Linked DNA regions of Homo sapiens: region 2 is linked to region 1. A link is a contact called in ENCODE Hi-C or POLR2A ChIA-PET data. All regions are on one chromosome and are shown on one strand. The core of a region is the stretch at or near the end of the contact, and the rest is flanking DNA. Distances in the headings are between cores, read along the strand shown. Region 1 has its middle 120 kb from the start of AFF2. Region 2 overlaps AFF2 (ALF transcription elongation factor 2).

Region 1 (7,695 bases), core at 1,372-3,871:
TGTTTTTTTCTTGTAAATTTGTTTGAGTTCATTGTAGATTCTGGATATTAGCCCTTTGTCAGATGAGTAGGTTGCGAAAATTTTCTCCCATTTTGTAGGTTGCCTGTTCACTCTGATGGTAGTTTCTTTTGCCGTGCAGAAGCTCTTTAGTTGAATTAGATCCCATTTGTCAATTTTGTCTTTTGTTGCCATTGCTTTTGGTGTTGTAGACATGAAGTCCTTGCCCACGCCTATGTCCTGAATGGTAATGCCTAAGTTTTCTTCTAGGGTTTTTATGGTTTTAGGTCTAACGTTTAAGTCTTTAATCCATCTTGAATTAATTTTTGTATAAGGTGTAAGGAAGGGATCCAGTTTCAGCTTTCTACATATGGCTAACCAGTTTTCCCAGCACCATTTATTAAATAGGGAATCCTTTCCCCATTGCTTGTTTTTCTCAGGTTTGTCAAAGATCAGATAGTTGTAGACATGCAGCGTTATTTCTGAGGGCTCTGTTCTGTTCCATTGATCTATGTCTCTGTTTTGGTAACAGTATCATGCCGTTTTGGTTACTGTAGCCTTGTAGTATAGTTTGAAGTCAGGTACCACTTCTATTTTTTTTTAAAAAAAGAAAAGGGTACATGTATCCAAACTGTCCTTCCAGCGCCATCTGTTACCTCCCAGAGGGGAAAGTATCTCTGAGCTGGTGGAGAAGTAAAGGAAGGTGCAAGCTTGGAACCTGATCAGAGCCCCATTGGGAATAGCATTGGAGGTTGTTGGGAAGTGGAAGGGGAAGTCCTTCCTGACCCAGCCTAATATGGAGGAGGCTCAGAGTGAGAGGAAGGAGGACCCACCAGGGCAGAAGGACTCATTGCTCCTGCCTTCCCCTGGAGAGGTGTTGAGAAGACAGCATCTACAGGGTCAAAGTCTAAAGCAGAAATTGGCTCCTCTTTCAACTGTTTAAGAGATGCCACACAGACTCTGCAGGAGTCCCGGAGTTTTGGATCCTGGTTTAATTTTATAAAAGCCAGCACATATGGGATCTCAATGCATTTATTAGAAATTTTCTGCAATACAATTTCAATTGTAAATAGTGTTATAACTCAAAGACCCCATTCCTAGGCTGTGTCTCTTTGTCCCCCTGGGGATTCCAAAGCCAAGCAACATTACAGAGAAACATCAGCTTCTTTTTCTTTAGATTATCCAATTCAAATTCATCTCAATTACTCAGGATGCATCCTAGGGAGAAATCTTTTGGTATGCCTGCAGTGTTTTCCGTGGTAGACCTGGTGTCCTATGATTAAGTAGCCTGGTGAGGGATGGAACCCTTGGCTCTGACAAACCCCTCTTCTTCCCACCCAACCCAGACCCTCAGAAACCTGGTGAGAACCAGGCAAGACAAGGAGGACAGAGGGAAGGGAGCTGACTGAGGGAGCTTGAGAGACTCTAGCTCTCAAATTTTCTGGCCACAGCCCTCAAAATCTAATAGGTTGTAGATTTTGCACCAGCTCTAAGTAGAACCTACTGTATATTTACATTCATTGGCACTGACTCTATCAAGAGATAACATGATGGACTAGACAAACCAAAAAAGTAAAGTGGTGATCTGGTCTAGTGAGTAAGGCCTTCTCCCAGGAATTGTGAAGGGTCAGGCTCACATGCAACAAAGACCATCAAAGGAAGTACATTTTCACTTAGACAAATGACAAAACAGATTTCCAGTTTCCAGACCCCATAAAGAAGACAAAAATTGAGGAAAGTACTGAGAAATTTCAAAGTCTGAGACAAAAGGGAACTCCAGGTTGCTGACTACTTTTTAGCCAGCTCACGAACAGGGGACAATTTTTCAGCTCAATACCAGAAAGCTGAGCCAGATTCACTCCAGCTACCCAAACAAAATACCAGATGGGTAAATAGGAATCACTCCCATTGGCCAAACAGAAACTGAAACCAGGGTTCCAAGAGCTGATTAATTAAACACCAGGACTCCTGAAGAGTCAAAACAGACTGAAAAGGAAGAAGGTGAAGGGAAAAAAAGGAAAGCAAAGGGAAGATAGAAGATGAATGAAAGGGAACGGGGACACACTCAGAGTCTGGATCTGATTCACCAAGGCGCTAACACTGAAACAGTGGTCCAGAGTGCCAGCTTTTGTTCATGTCTGGTCAGACACCTCCATCCTCTGGGCAATCTCACTCACTCTCCTGGGACCTAAAAGGAGAGCCTCACCTGGGGTGCCACAAAATGTTACCAGCATCATGGATTCTTGTGATTGCCCAGGATAGAAACCAAAAGAGATAACCAAACATAGCAGCAAAGGAAAGTTTATTCCGCTTGTGCACAGGGGAGTCAGCACCAAGAAGGGAAAAGAAATGGGTTGCTTATCGAGGGTAGTCTGTGAGTTAGGTTTACAGGAGTTTTCTACAGGAAAGTATTACATTCGAGCATGTATAGGAGTAGGAGGGATTTTTCTAGTGCTTGTGCATTGGCTCAACATGCTTTTTCATACATCATATGTAGAATTAGCATTTTACATCTCCACCTCTGGGCATGATTTTTAACATTAAAATAAGGAAGGGGTAACTGTAGTTCGAAGTTTAACTCTAACTGCACATGCAGGGCCCTGGGGAAGTCCCTAGCCCCCGAAGCAGGAATTTGTGGTTAACAGCTTCTTGGGTCTTTTATTACTGATTGGTTGAGAGTTAGGTAAGCTACAGCTTGAGTAAGGAACTTGCATTCTTTTACTCCAGACCATATTAAAACAGGGAACCAACCAGCCTGCCTGTCTCATAGCTAGTTTGCTTTAATCTGTTCCCAGCTTACCTTCCTTTTCTCAGATGAAATGAGACTCATGTTAACCAAAATGCCATCCTACCTTTTGTCTTTTGACTAGACACATTGTAGAGGTTTGGATTTGTTAACCTGGAATGGGAAAGGCTGAGAGGGGAAATGATCCTGGGTATGCTAATGAGCAGAAAGAAAACAAGGATGGCACGGATACCTCTCTCTCCCCCTTCTATGTGTGTCCTCTACCTGTTGTACATTCGTATGAGATAGGTATTAATATAACCTACACTTCGTAGGTGACGAAACAGTCTCAGAGAGTGAAAGGGACTTGACCAAAGTCACAGAGCCAGTGAGTGACAGGGTCAGGGAGAGAAGCCACGTCTGCATGACTCAAAGCTTATGTCTCTAATTACCCTACATACTACCCCGCCGCCTTTGCAAGTTATAAATAGGTCATGCTGGCTTTACTCATTAAGTCCTGGGTTGCTAAAGTGAAAGAAAAACTTCCTTCCCAGTATGCCTTGTACACATCCTGAAACTGAAAGAAAGCACTTTAGAACAAATTAAAGGCAGTTGTCTTCTGTGTCTTAGGGAACAAAAATACTAATTGTATTTTTAACCTCAAATTGTAGAGCCTGAAAAGACTGGCTTGAGAAGGAGCCTAGGTCATTCCCTGGACACCTAGAGGTCTAGAGGGCATAATAGAGGTCCACAAGTTTTTCTCAATGTGAAACAAACAATAATCCTCCCAACCAGACAGAGAATTTACATACGCTCCCTTTCAGACCGGGCAGGCAGACAAAGTCACAAGTGCTTTGACTTTGGGCTAAGGATTCTGTCAGGTCCATCAATCCTTTAACCTCACCTTCACAGCCATGATAGCTAACCCTGACTGAACACTTTCTGTATGCCAGCCACTGTTCCACTTCCTTTACTCCTCATAACAACCCTGAGGTTATGACTAGTATCACCTCTATTTTGCAGAAACTTGAGGGCATCTCATGCTGACAAGAAACTAATTGGGAGTTACCCAATCCTTTCAATTAATTCTTTAAAAGGGAAAATTTATTTAATTACTCCCTCATAAATGCAGGTGGTAAAGAAGGCTATTCAAATAAATAAATGCTGTTTGATATAGCAAAATATTTCAAAATGTGTAGTCCCCAGTGAGGAGAGTTCTTTATAAAGGTGGCCTTGATGATGGGAAGCTTTGGGCTGTCGATTGGCTTAGATCATATAATGAGTGATAATCTTACTGGGCTCTCAGAGAATTCCAGGAAGTCTAATGTAAACCCTAACCTTTGGGGGCCCGTCTCAGGAAGATCAGTGACCATTCTTGCTCAAATTCATCACTAGAGTCTCTGGGCTGGGTCATCGGAATGACCCATTTCATATGTAAAGTCTTTGAACACAAGAAATCAGTCATCTTGTAACACTAAGATAACACAAAAACCCAAAAACATGCAAAAAGGGACACACGTGTATGATAAATCTGTGGCTTGGGCCCCATTTATACTCTAAAATACATCACTCTTGCCTTCTGTTCTACTTATTGTCACTGGCTGCACTTTGCTAGAATGGTCAGATCCATTGGGGGTAAAAATCCCAAGCATAGCAACAGTGTCCAAGCAGAAGCAGCAGTCAAATGTTTTTAACTATCAGAGGGAAGGCCTGTGTACCAATAATCAACTCAGAAGCCAAATCAAAGTGGGTTCCACTGTAGCAGAAATGATGTGGAGTAGAACTAGCAAGGAAGGGCAAGCAGTCCCCATCTTTTAGAATTTTGCACCAGATCCATGGAAATCTCAGTCCAGCAAAATGCATCTCAGCCAGCTAGAAGAAAACCGCTGGCTGAAAGTTTAGTGGCAGAAAATGTGACCTGATTTTCTTCAGAAATAACAATGATGGTCATTGAGTGATAACTAACTACACCCCAGATACTATTCTAAGTGTATGTTATCTCATTTGATTTTCTAGAGGGATACACAGCAACCCCATTTTGCATGGAGGGCAAAAACCTCTTCTGTGTACCTCACTGGAATATGTGTTTTCAGGAAGATAGGGAAAACATGGATGGCCTGCACCTTGACAAATGTAATTGCCATGTAAATCTTATGTGCTTACTTTTCCTAATACCAGGGAGTGGTTACCTGGAGCCCTGGTGTCTTTGGAAGGACCAGATACCCCATAGCTTTTCTGCAGAAGCAGGTGAGTCAGGGGCACTTGCATACTCCTGTGAAACTCGATTCCTATGGCAACAAACAGAAACAGAAGCAGCTCCCATGCTGTGCAAAAGAACAATGGGAAGACAGCAAACTAGAAAGGGAAAATCAGACAAGATATGGAATTGCAAGAATTGTCGGTTAAGCTCAGCTTGAGTGGCTAATGCTGATACCCAATAAACTGCTGATGTTGATAATGTACTGTCTCTCTCAGTGATAGGGAGTGTTTACATTGCATGAGAGAGAGCTCTTGCCTTGTTGAAGCATGTGTTTGTGACACCATTTAACAGTCAAATAATATACTCCTTCCTGACAAGGGGCTTTTCAGTGCTCTCACATCTGGGCACTGAGAAGGAGCTTTCCAATTAATCCCAGAAACTTCCACCCATAGAAAGAGGCTGCAAGGAGGACGAGTCACTCAAGCTGAAATGGCCTGTACAGAGTATTTGGTCCAGCTCTTCATGCTTCCAGTAGGGAAACAGACCCAAGAGGTGGCCAACTGAAGGTCCTTAGATGTAAATACCAAGACCTGCACTAGAACCTGCACAAGACCTGACTCTTTTGCCCAGTGAGTCATCCCATATTTGGAATTTGAAATGTCTGCTTCAATACACTGCTATGTATTACCGTTACTTTCATTGAAATACCCTGATATTGGCAAATAAGCCCAAGGCAAGAATTTACTTGCTGATTATTTTTGCAAATCTTCAGTTCAAAGCCAATTATTTGGCCTCCTTCATTCCAAAGCAATAAGGAACAAGGCCCTCTACACCTCCGTTTTCCCATGCAATAATTTAAAAAATTAGGTGATAGTCAGTAGCTTGCTCTTTTCTCTTAGTTCTAGTCATTATTACTTAGAGTCACATTGTAAATAGTTAATACTGATTTTCAGTATGTTTTAAGAGAATAAGTGGTATCTATTGTAAGACAACATTTTTTCTTTCTTTCTTTTTTTTTTTTTTTTGAGATGGAATCTCGCTCTGTCACCGAGGCTGGAGTGCAGTGGCGTGATCTCGGCTCACTGAAACCTCTGCCTCCCAAGTTCAAGCGATTCTCCTGCCTCAGCCTCCTGAGTAGCTGGGATTATAAGTGTGTGCCACCACACCTGGCTGATTTTTGTATTTTTAGTACAGACGGGGTTTCACCATGTTGGCCAGGCTGGCCTTGAACTCCTAACCTAAGGTGATCCACCCGCCTTGGCCTCCCAAAGTGCTGGGATACAGGCATGAGCTACCATGCCTGGCCAAGACAACTTTTTTAAAGTTTTCCTTTACTAATAATATCTAGACCCAACCACTGTGTACTATCTCCTAATAAATATTTTGTAAATTTTACCCTTAAAGTTATCAAAAAATAAAATATTTTAACTTTGCCAGTCTAGGAAAACCTCAAACAACAAAACCTCTGGGTCCCTGGATGTGAGAGTTATTTTTTCCTTAATTAGCTTTTAGATATCTGCACCTATTTGCAGAGAGTTTTGTATTTTTATAATGTTTTCAGGTAAGGTATTTCCTCAACATTGCCAAGGTATTTAATTTTATCTTATGCATTGTACACATGAGGAAACATTGGGGCAAGGAGAGTTTAAATATAACAATAAAAACATGGGATTTGGAGTCAGTGAGATTCAACCCATAGCTCCTTTATATTCTAGTTGTATGATCATGGGATAATTACCCAAACTCTCCATCCTCAGTTTTCTCATCAATAAGTAGGGAAAATAATGGTACCTGCCTCCTAGGATTGAGTTCCAGGTGAAACGAGCTAATGCAAGTATGCTTGGCAAAGATGTGCTCAATAAGTGTTAGCCATTATTTCCTTGGGGATCCTGGGAAGTTTATACCACTTACATTCTACGATGCAGGATAAAAATGTGAAATATTTATTTTGAAGCCATGAATAATGTTAAATAAAAATGCAGAAATGCCAATTGTTAGTGCTGACATACACGCACCTTCTGTGTTAAACCAACTTAAACTCAATTTCTCCATCAAAAATTCCATGCTGTGAGAAAATTTTTTCTGTCACCCAAATGCTTTCCTATTTTGAATGTAACTGGTATGTTTTATTAATGCTACATTATTTCCCACTGAACCATTTTTCCTCCAGAGCATGTGATGTCATTTATAGCCACTGGCACACACATTTCTTCCATATTTTGTCAATTAAGCATGTCATAGAATTTAATATTTACAGTCTTGTATGGTTCACTGAACTAATTGCGGGAAAGAGAAATAATGACATGGGGAACAAAATAAGACATTCTGCTTTCATCAAAGAACTGGGGATAGAATCCTACCCTGTTGATTTTATTAGTGAATATTAAATATAATTATGAGGCTTATAATGAACATACTAATAACTTTGTTAAGCGTTTCAAAGAACAAATTAATATTTAAATATTTAATATCTGGGACTCAAACTTTCACACTGATGCTTGCCAATTCTCTCATAACAGACAAGATTTGCCTTAGGAAGCAGATGGTACAGCTTGTTTGTGGAAGGTAATGTTGCTTGTTGCCAAAACCTAGGTAACACAGAGGCAATCTCATTTGTGTCGGTGAGATTTGTGTGGTAGCATGGGCAGGCCACAGAAATTTTTGGTTTTGGCATAAGCAATTATGGGCAGAAATGTGTTACCCTAAAATTCCTGTGTTGAAGTCTTAACCCCATCTACCTCAGGATGTGACTGTATTTGAAGGTAGGATCTTT
Region 2 (7,695 bases), core at 1,562-4,061, 230 kb after region 1:
TTGAATTATCCAAGACTGTCTTTAGAATAGAGATATAAAATTATTTGAGAATTTGGCCTGTGATGTTGTTTTGCTGTGTCCCCACCCAAATCTCATCTTGAATAGTAGATCCCATAATCCCCATGTGTCATGGGAGGGACCCGGTTGGAGGTAATTTAATCATAGGGGTGAGTTTTCCAGTGCTGTTTTCGTGATAGTGAATAAGTCTTACAAGATCTCATGGTTTTATAAAGGGCAGTTCCCCTGCACACACACTCTTGCCTGCCACCATGTAAGATGTGCCTTTGCTCCTCCTTCCCCTTTCACCATGATTATGAGGCCTCCCCAGCCATGTGGAACTGTGAGTCCATTAAACCTCTTTTTCTTTAGAAATTACCCAGTATCGAGTATTTCTTCATAGCAGTATGAAAATGGACTAATACAGTCTATCTACATTAGAGGGCAACATCAAAGGGGCACACAACCACTCTATATAAATCCTGCAGGAATACCATTTCTCTCATCATTTGAAGATTTGTATCAATTAGTTTATGACAAGGAAACTTGATTTTATATTTAATTATAAGGAAAAAAATCTCTTTTAAAAATGGTTCTACAAATCTATCTGGTTTCTTTTTTTTAGAGAAGCTATATACTGGTAATGTGCCTGGCAGGCCATTGCTATCTCATCAGACCAAGAAGAGGGTTTGGACTCCCAATGTTGCCTATTTGCCATGTGCAGCTTTTCAACAGAATAATACAATGAGTATTCTGAGAAGTTGATGATACCTTGCCATATTCAGAACTGCTGCTAAAAGGGAATATTTAATATACCATGCAAAGAGGCAATTGTGTTTTGGAAACTAGAAGTCAGTGTAGAGCTATAATCTAGTTTTGTTGCACTTACCGAGGTCCAGGATAGAATATGACCCTTGAGAGTAGGGTGTTCTGTAAAAAGGGACAAAAAAGCCATGGTCTGGTATTGGATTATATAGTTTTGGGAGATGTATTCCAGGACTTACAGCACTGGTTTTGACATACCCCATTGTGTCAACAATTTTTTTTCCAAATGGCTTTATGAAGCTATCATAAGGTCCTCAAAGCAAAATTAATTTGAATTAGCATACACACAGTCACGTAACTATACAGTACTTCCATAAAGAAATGGGAAAGATGTCATGAAATCTAAGAAGCACAGATGTGGAATTGCATCTTCAGAATCCATGGAAAACTCTGGCTACCTGGTGACTTTTGTGTAGTTGCTTGGCTCTGGAGGAAGCTAAGGCTTGTATTCTTTATTGGTAGGGGAGTCAGTGGAATACTTTATTTTAATTAATTAATTAATTTTTAGGGACAGGGTCTCACTCTGTCACCCTAGCTGGAGTGCAGTGGCGTGATTGTAGGTCACTGTAACCTCAGACTTAGCCATCCTCCCACTCCAGCCTCCCAAGTAGTTAGAACTACAGGCATGCACTACTCATGCCCGCATGCCAGCTAGTTAAAAAAAAAAAAATTGATAGAGACGGGGTCTCACCATGTTACCTGGGCTAGGTGAAATATTTTAAACACTTCCTCAGACATCTCCAAAGTCTACATTTTACATTCTTGTCCTGAAATCCAATCTTAGTTTCTAATGGCGTATATGTGTAAAGATGCTTTTAACAACACGAATGTTTAGTGTGGCATAGAAAGTCCTTGAGCCAAATCCTGCCTTCAATGTGCACTTAAGTTTCCATTAAAGGAGAGTGGCAACTGAGCTTATAGAGCTGAGGGTAACATTTGAATTCTTTTATAAGAAATCAGAGTACTAGGAACTAGGATATTGAATTTCACTTTTACCCATGCTGACATTGACTTTCCTCTGGAGCATCACCAACTAGTGAGATCTAGTTCAGTTGCATGATTTTTTGTTTTTCTTCAGTGACCAAAATCCAGAGATACAAATCCAGGGCTTAGGGGGCTCGCATATAGATTTGCCATATTGCTGAGGGTCTGTGAGAGCTTAATCACTTTCATATTTTATTTATAAAGCAAATGTTCCATGACATTGAAACATTAAATGTATTATACTCAGTCATGTGCAATGTATAATTTTCTAAAATCTCTGATTAATTTAATATGGGTGATTTTCATTCTTTGATATGTGGCCTTGGTGTAATTTATAACAAGCTATAAATATTTGAAATGCCATGGAAATGTGGTTTGAGGAATAGTATTAACACCTGCCTTCTGTTCTAGTTGGGTTATATTAAGTTCTGAATGTACATGGGTATGTTTCTGGGATATTATTTGAGCTGTGGTCTGTCTGTGTGTGTAGTGACTGGCTGAATTAAAAGGGGTTCTCACTATTTTCTTAGCTTTTGATCTGAAACCAAGTCTAATTTTGGGAGTTTTATAGCAGCATTCCTTTTCTGTACTTTGTAATTCCTTGTAGAAGCAGAAATGCCAAAGTACTTTGCATGCTAACTCCTCTCCTTCTTACTCCACACACCCTTCCCAACTCAGTATGTGCGTTATAACCAGGAAATAAATAACACAATCCCTGTTAAAGCCTGTACCCTGAGACACACACATTGGATATGGTCCTGGTGACATTCTTCCTGTCATGGTATGGCTCAGCCAACCTGCCCAGGGAACTACAAGGATTGTCTTGAAATCTGATCCCTTCCTGCTTCCTTGGCAAGGCAGTTGAAAGGGGCAGCCTCTGAGCAAAGTGGCCTAAGCTTTGCCCCTCCCACATCCATCTTGTTCTTAGGAAGGGAAAGAGTGAGTGCAAAGCAGAGCCTGTGAAAGCTTTTGGCTTTCCCTGAGCACTTCCTGGTCTCCACTACTGAGTAATCTGAACCTCATGAACCTCACTTCCCTTATCTGTCAATGATGGGTGATAATAGTGCTTATCTCATAGGATCGTTTTAAGAATTAGGAATTGCCCATGTGAAGAGAGAGAGGGGGGTGGAAGAGTGAGAGCACTCATGCACACTTGGTACACAGTATGGGTGCATTGTTATTATCGCTGTAGTTCTTTCCCCTACTATTAATAATTCTAACTGTAAATGACTTGGTATTGAGTCACAGGTGGTGAAACTACCTGTTTGTTGCTCACTTGGCAGTTAACGGCCAATCCAGTAACAGAATGTGGGATTCCTGACTCCTACTTTGGGGTTTATTCTACCCGATCATGATGCTCTTTGCCCTCTTAGTATTCCATATTTAATGATATCTATGTTTTTGTGCATTTCCTTTCAAAACGATAAAAACCAAAGTGAAGCAAAACAGAAAACAAATATTCTTGCAAATAACATTTAGTGAGGGCAGAGGAAATTGTACTTCCCTTTTCTGTTTCTCCCCCTTTCATTCTGAGTGAGCCATAGTATTACACGTAAAAGTTGTGTAGCTGCATCTTTTTTCTTCTACAAGATGAGTGATTTATTATTTATGGAATTGGCTTGGGATTTATTTATGCAAGTGAACTTCTGCCATTCCAACTGCATTTCCAGTGGGTAATGTGCCTGGAGAGTTGTGGGGGTTGGTGATCAGGCCGCTGCTACAATCTGGCATTTGGGAAATGGCATCAGGTTATCTCCACTTAGTGACATTGGGCTCAACTGATCTTATCAGCCTTTCCAAAGACTGCTGTGTAATAGTTGAGGGTGAGAATAAAATATGTTTTAAAATATATTTTATTTCTCTATATAGGCATCACAATCCCTTTAAAAGGTATTCAGGGAGCTTGTTAAATGGGAAATAAAGCTAAGGAGGAAACAACACTGAATGAATTATATTAGTTGACATTGAAAGCAGTAACTTATTAAAATAATGCTTTATAATTATTTTACTTAGCCCAATGTTTTTCAAATATTGCTCTGTCTTCCCAGTATTCCTAGCAGAGACATGAAAAACAGGCCCATTTATCAACTATATGATGTGACGGTTAAATGGAAAGTTGGGCTAGATTTTCACTTGTGTGAATTTGCACCCTGGAAGTTGGACATTCATGATCAAGTGGTCTGGCAGGTAGGGGAAGCCCTGGGTGAATGGTTGTTGATTTAGGCAGTGAGATATTTGGAAGGTAAGCTTTCTTTGGAGAAGCTGGCTTTGCTGTCTTGTCTCCAATTTGTTGAAATTAAACACTACATTCAGATAGTATGGTCTAATGGTTACAGTAATGTTTGTGAAGATGAGAAATGTATTTGTATACACATAAGATATATTAGTTTCCCATGGCTGCTGTAACAAATCATCACACACTTAGTGGCTTAACACAACACAAATTTATTTTCCCACAGTCCTGGAGTTCAGAAATCTAAAATGGGTTAGCAGGGTTACATTCCTTCTGGAGGCTCTAGGGGAAAATCCATGACAGCAACCCCTACCCAGTACGTTCCCAAACTCATCTTCCTTTGCTTCCTTAAAATTGCTCTTTCTTCAGACAGACTGGGACAATCACTGTGCCCTGAGTGGGCTGGTTGGACTCCTATCTCTGAGCCTTACATAGTCTCCATTCTCCATCTTGGGAGGCTCCAGTTTCAACTCCTCCATGAAGCCTTGCTTGCCCACTCCAGCCTTCAAGAATTTCTCCTTTCCCTGAACCCACCCGTAGTGGGCCCAGCCACTCATTTGGCAGTTGTTAGGGAGTGTCTAAATCAGTTAATTGTCTTTATATGTCAATGGGTCTTATTTTTCCAAATAATTATAATCTTGAGATCTGGGGCCATTCCTTGCACATTTGCATGCTTTCCACTCAGCATTTAGTACCTAGTAAGCCTTAAATACATATTTCTTGATAACAGCATGTGTGAATAGGGATTAACTTTGCAGGGCTTTTGTTCTGGGATTTATTTTCCTGTGCTATTAATCAGGCACTTCATGCCATTTAAATTTATTGACCTTTAATTTCTTAGGAAACCCCCTCAGTCTACCATAGAGAATTATGTACTGACTCATTTTCATGACTGTGAAACTATATGAAAGTTCATGTAAGTTTTGTGGTAAGCTATACACCATTTATAGTTCTGACAATAGCGACTTTTCCTAAGCCTCCGTCCATGTATCAGACTAGGCCTATTTAAAGAGAGTTCTTATCTATGGAGATTTTTCCTCCCTGCTTAAGATGTCTGAAACCTCTATTAACAAAGCCCTCTCTTCTTGTGCATTATACTTGTAAGGCATAATCTTTGTAATTTCCTCCAAGGATTTCCTCAATATGAAAGAGTAAACTGTTTTACCAAAGCTATTGAATATACATTGCTTTTCTAATAGGGTATTTTCCACCTGATACTGCTGTTGCTGCTGCCAAACTAAGAAATATATGCAACCACGTTAGCAAATGAACATGCTTCTAAAAACAGACACTGCATATGTGGGAAAAACATTTCTAGAGACTTACAAGGTTAAAAGGAGACATGATCACCAGACCAATCCTAGGTTTGTGGCTTATGTAAGACCTGGTTGGTAAGCTGGTTATTGTCCTTGTGGCAGCCCAGTAACTGGAAGAAACAACATGCTAGCTAAGGCCAGACATTTTGTACAAGAGAATTTTCTGATTAGTACGAAAAGATAACCAATGTGCAAATATTTGTGATCCAATTGGTGAAATTTCCCAAGTGCTTTTGAGACCTTGGAGAATGTGGCCTTCATGAAGTCATTCTTTGGTTCTCTCTTTCCCCCTTTTTGAAACTTGGCTCTTGAAAAGGAGGGGGAGGGAAAAAGGAGGTGGTCAATCTTTTAGAGAAGTTAGAAAATAATCACTGTAGTTGTGTCAAAGCTGCCCTTTGAGACTATAATAATGATCACATCATAGATTTTAAGGCAGTCTTTCACTCACAGTTTCTAAATTGGAGAGGCTTTTTCCAGGAGACTCAATAGTGACCATAAGGATTGTTGTTAGGCTTCATTATGGCCTGCTTCCATTTTACATCCCCTAATATATTAGGCCATAGAAATCAGAAGTGTGAATTCAGCCTTTCATTTATCATTGTACCTCCCCACTTATCGTTAAATCCTTAATTTTGAAGGCTCAAGTGGCCTATTGTGCTGGCAATTAGCCAATTGCAGGTGCAAAATCTTGATGGCATCCACAGGGAGGCCTTGGTGGGAATTGTCTGAAGAAATGGATCCGTCTTTATGCACTTGGATGCAGAATTTGTGAGGGGATGAGTGTAAAGAATATTAAATGCATAACAGATGACATCCCAGGAAAGAATTGCAAGTGAAAATGAATGTGAAATTGCTTGTCTACGGATTGATCTTCTTTGATTAGGCAAAAAAAAGACCCTTCACTCTAAGCCCTTTACAATAGAAATACCCAGGATACAGTGGGAATGGAGACATTTAGATGTATACTCCATTGCCATCTGCCTAAAGAGTTCAATAATGGGGTGGCCTTCAATGCCTTTCTGTCTCCATTCAATACCAAGGCAAAATGTTCGGGCTTGGAATGTGAGCCCCAGCACAATTTAACCCCCAGCTTTATCTCCCATCACATGCCCTCATGAGCCCTGTGCTATAGTCTCCTGTTGTCATCTGAGCCATATCTCTCTCTCTCTCTTTGAAATTCCTTTCCCTGCTTTATATACTCTAACTGATCTGTAAAGATGCACATCAGGTCCTCATCACTTCTGAGAAACATTTCCAGGTCATTCTAGCCGAAGATAAAATCTTTATCCACCACATTCCTGCTGCACTCTGTATCTCTGTTTTTGTACTTAGCCGTGAATTAGAGTGATTTATGTCTCATTGATGTGTGTACTCCTGTAAAACCTAGCTTGGTGCTTTGGCACCGGTTCATTAAATTAATAACAACTGTATATCCAGTTTAGGAAAAACTTGACATAAGAAAATCCGAGCACATTCTTCTAAATAAGATATGTAAGAATTGGCAACTCATTAACAACTTAATGGAGAGGCTAGGGGGACCATCAGAGATGGAGAGCTCAATTGTTAGGATAAACTATCAGTTGATGCAATTAGAAATGGAGACAAACCATTTTTAAAACTATAATCAAAGAGAAAGTGGGAAGTGACTGATGATAGCTTAATTTACACACAATTTTGTGTATCTACAAGCTTTGCTTTATTTTTATTTTTTAGCTACACCTTTCTGAAATTTCTTGCATTGTTGTAGGTGGAAAGCTGAATTGGCCCTTTGAATGAGAGCAATGTCTGCTAATGCCATTTATGAATCTAATGCTAGAGGCCAGATTGAAGAAATGAGACACAGTATTCTATTTTCAACCACCTGGAGGTGTGATCCCTGCTTGGCAAGGTGAACATAGATGAGATGCACTTTTACCTCATCCTAGCCAGCAGGATTTGGAAAGACCAACCATCAGAGTCAGCAGATTCAAAACTACTATAGCAGGCCGCCTCCTCCATGTCTTTTCCTCCCTCCTTCCCTCCCTCTTTCCCTCCCTCCCTTCTCTTTCTTTTCCTTCCTTCCTTTCTTTCTTTCTCTCTCTCTCTTTCTTTCTTCCTTCCTTCCTTTCCTTTTCTTCCTTCTTTCCTTCTTTCTTTTCTTTCTTTCTTTCTTTCTTTCTTTCTTTCTTTCTTTCCTTCTTTTCTTTCTTTCTTTCTTTCTTTCTTTCTTTCTTTCTTTCTTTCTTTCTTTCTTCCTTTCTCTCTCTCTCTCTCTCGCTCTCTTCCTCATCTTTCTTTTCTGCCTTTCTTCCTCCCTTTCCTTCTTTCTTTTTCACCCTTATGTTTCTTTACAGGCAAAGA

The links. Hi-C counts contacts between places; a loop is a spot of excess contacts on that map. ChIA-PET counts read pairs that join two places held with the same protein, here RNA polymerase II (POLR2A). Pooled maps may share reads with other maps.
Region 2: a map of GM12878 shows a loop between it and region 1 (3-fold over the local background). The contact joins two enhancer-like sites. A Hi-C loop is called at or near these places in 1 of 168 maps with a recorded cell type or tissue (GM12878), 17 of 37 single-sample maps with no recorded cell type and 11 of 50 pooled maps. POLR2A ChIA-PET finds 5 or more read pairs at or near these places in 2 of 52 experiments (OCI-LY7 and activated B cell).

Annotation. Positions count from the first base shown.
Region 1 is chrX:148,378,175-148,385,869 of GRCh38, forward strand. No RefSeq gene overlaps it. Among named protein-coding and RNA genes, the nearest start is that of AFF2, 120 kb to the right of the region's middle. RefSeq lists an enhancer at 3,288-3,377. Within about 2 kb of position 2,622, at least 8 of the 41 ENCODE cell types and tissues checked have a DNase peak (open chromatin) inside an H3K27ac peak, as active enhancers do; they include GM12878 and OCI-LY7, where a contact is called at or near this core.
Region 2 is chrX:148,607,205-148,614,899 of GRCh38, forward strand. All of the region lies in intron 1 of AFF2 (ALF transcription elongation factor 2), which reads left to right. Among named protein-coding and RNA genes, the nearest start is that of AFF2, 110 kb to the left of the region's middle. RefSeq lists an enhancer at 3,246-3,355. Within about 2 kb of position 2,812, at least 4 of the 41 ENCODE cell types and tissues checked have a DNase peak (open chromatin) inside an H3K27ac peak, as active enhancers do; they include GM12878 and OCI-LY7, where a contact is called at or near this core.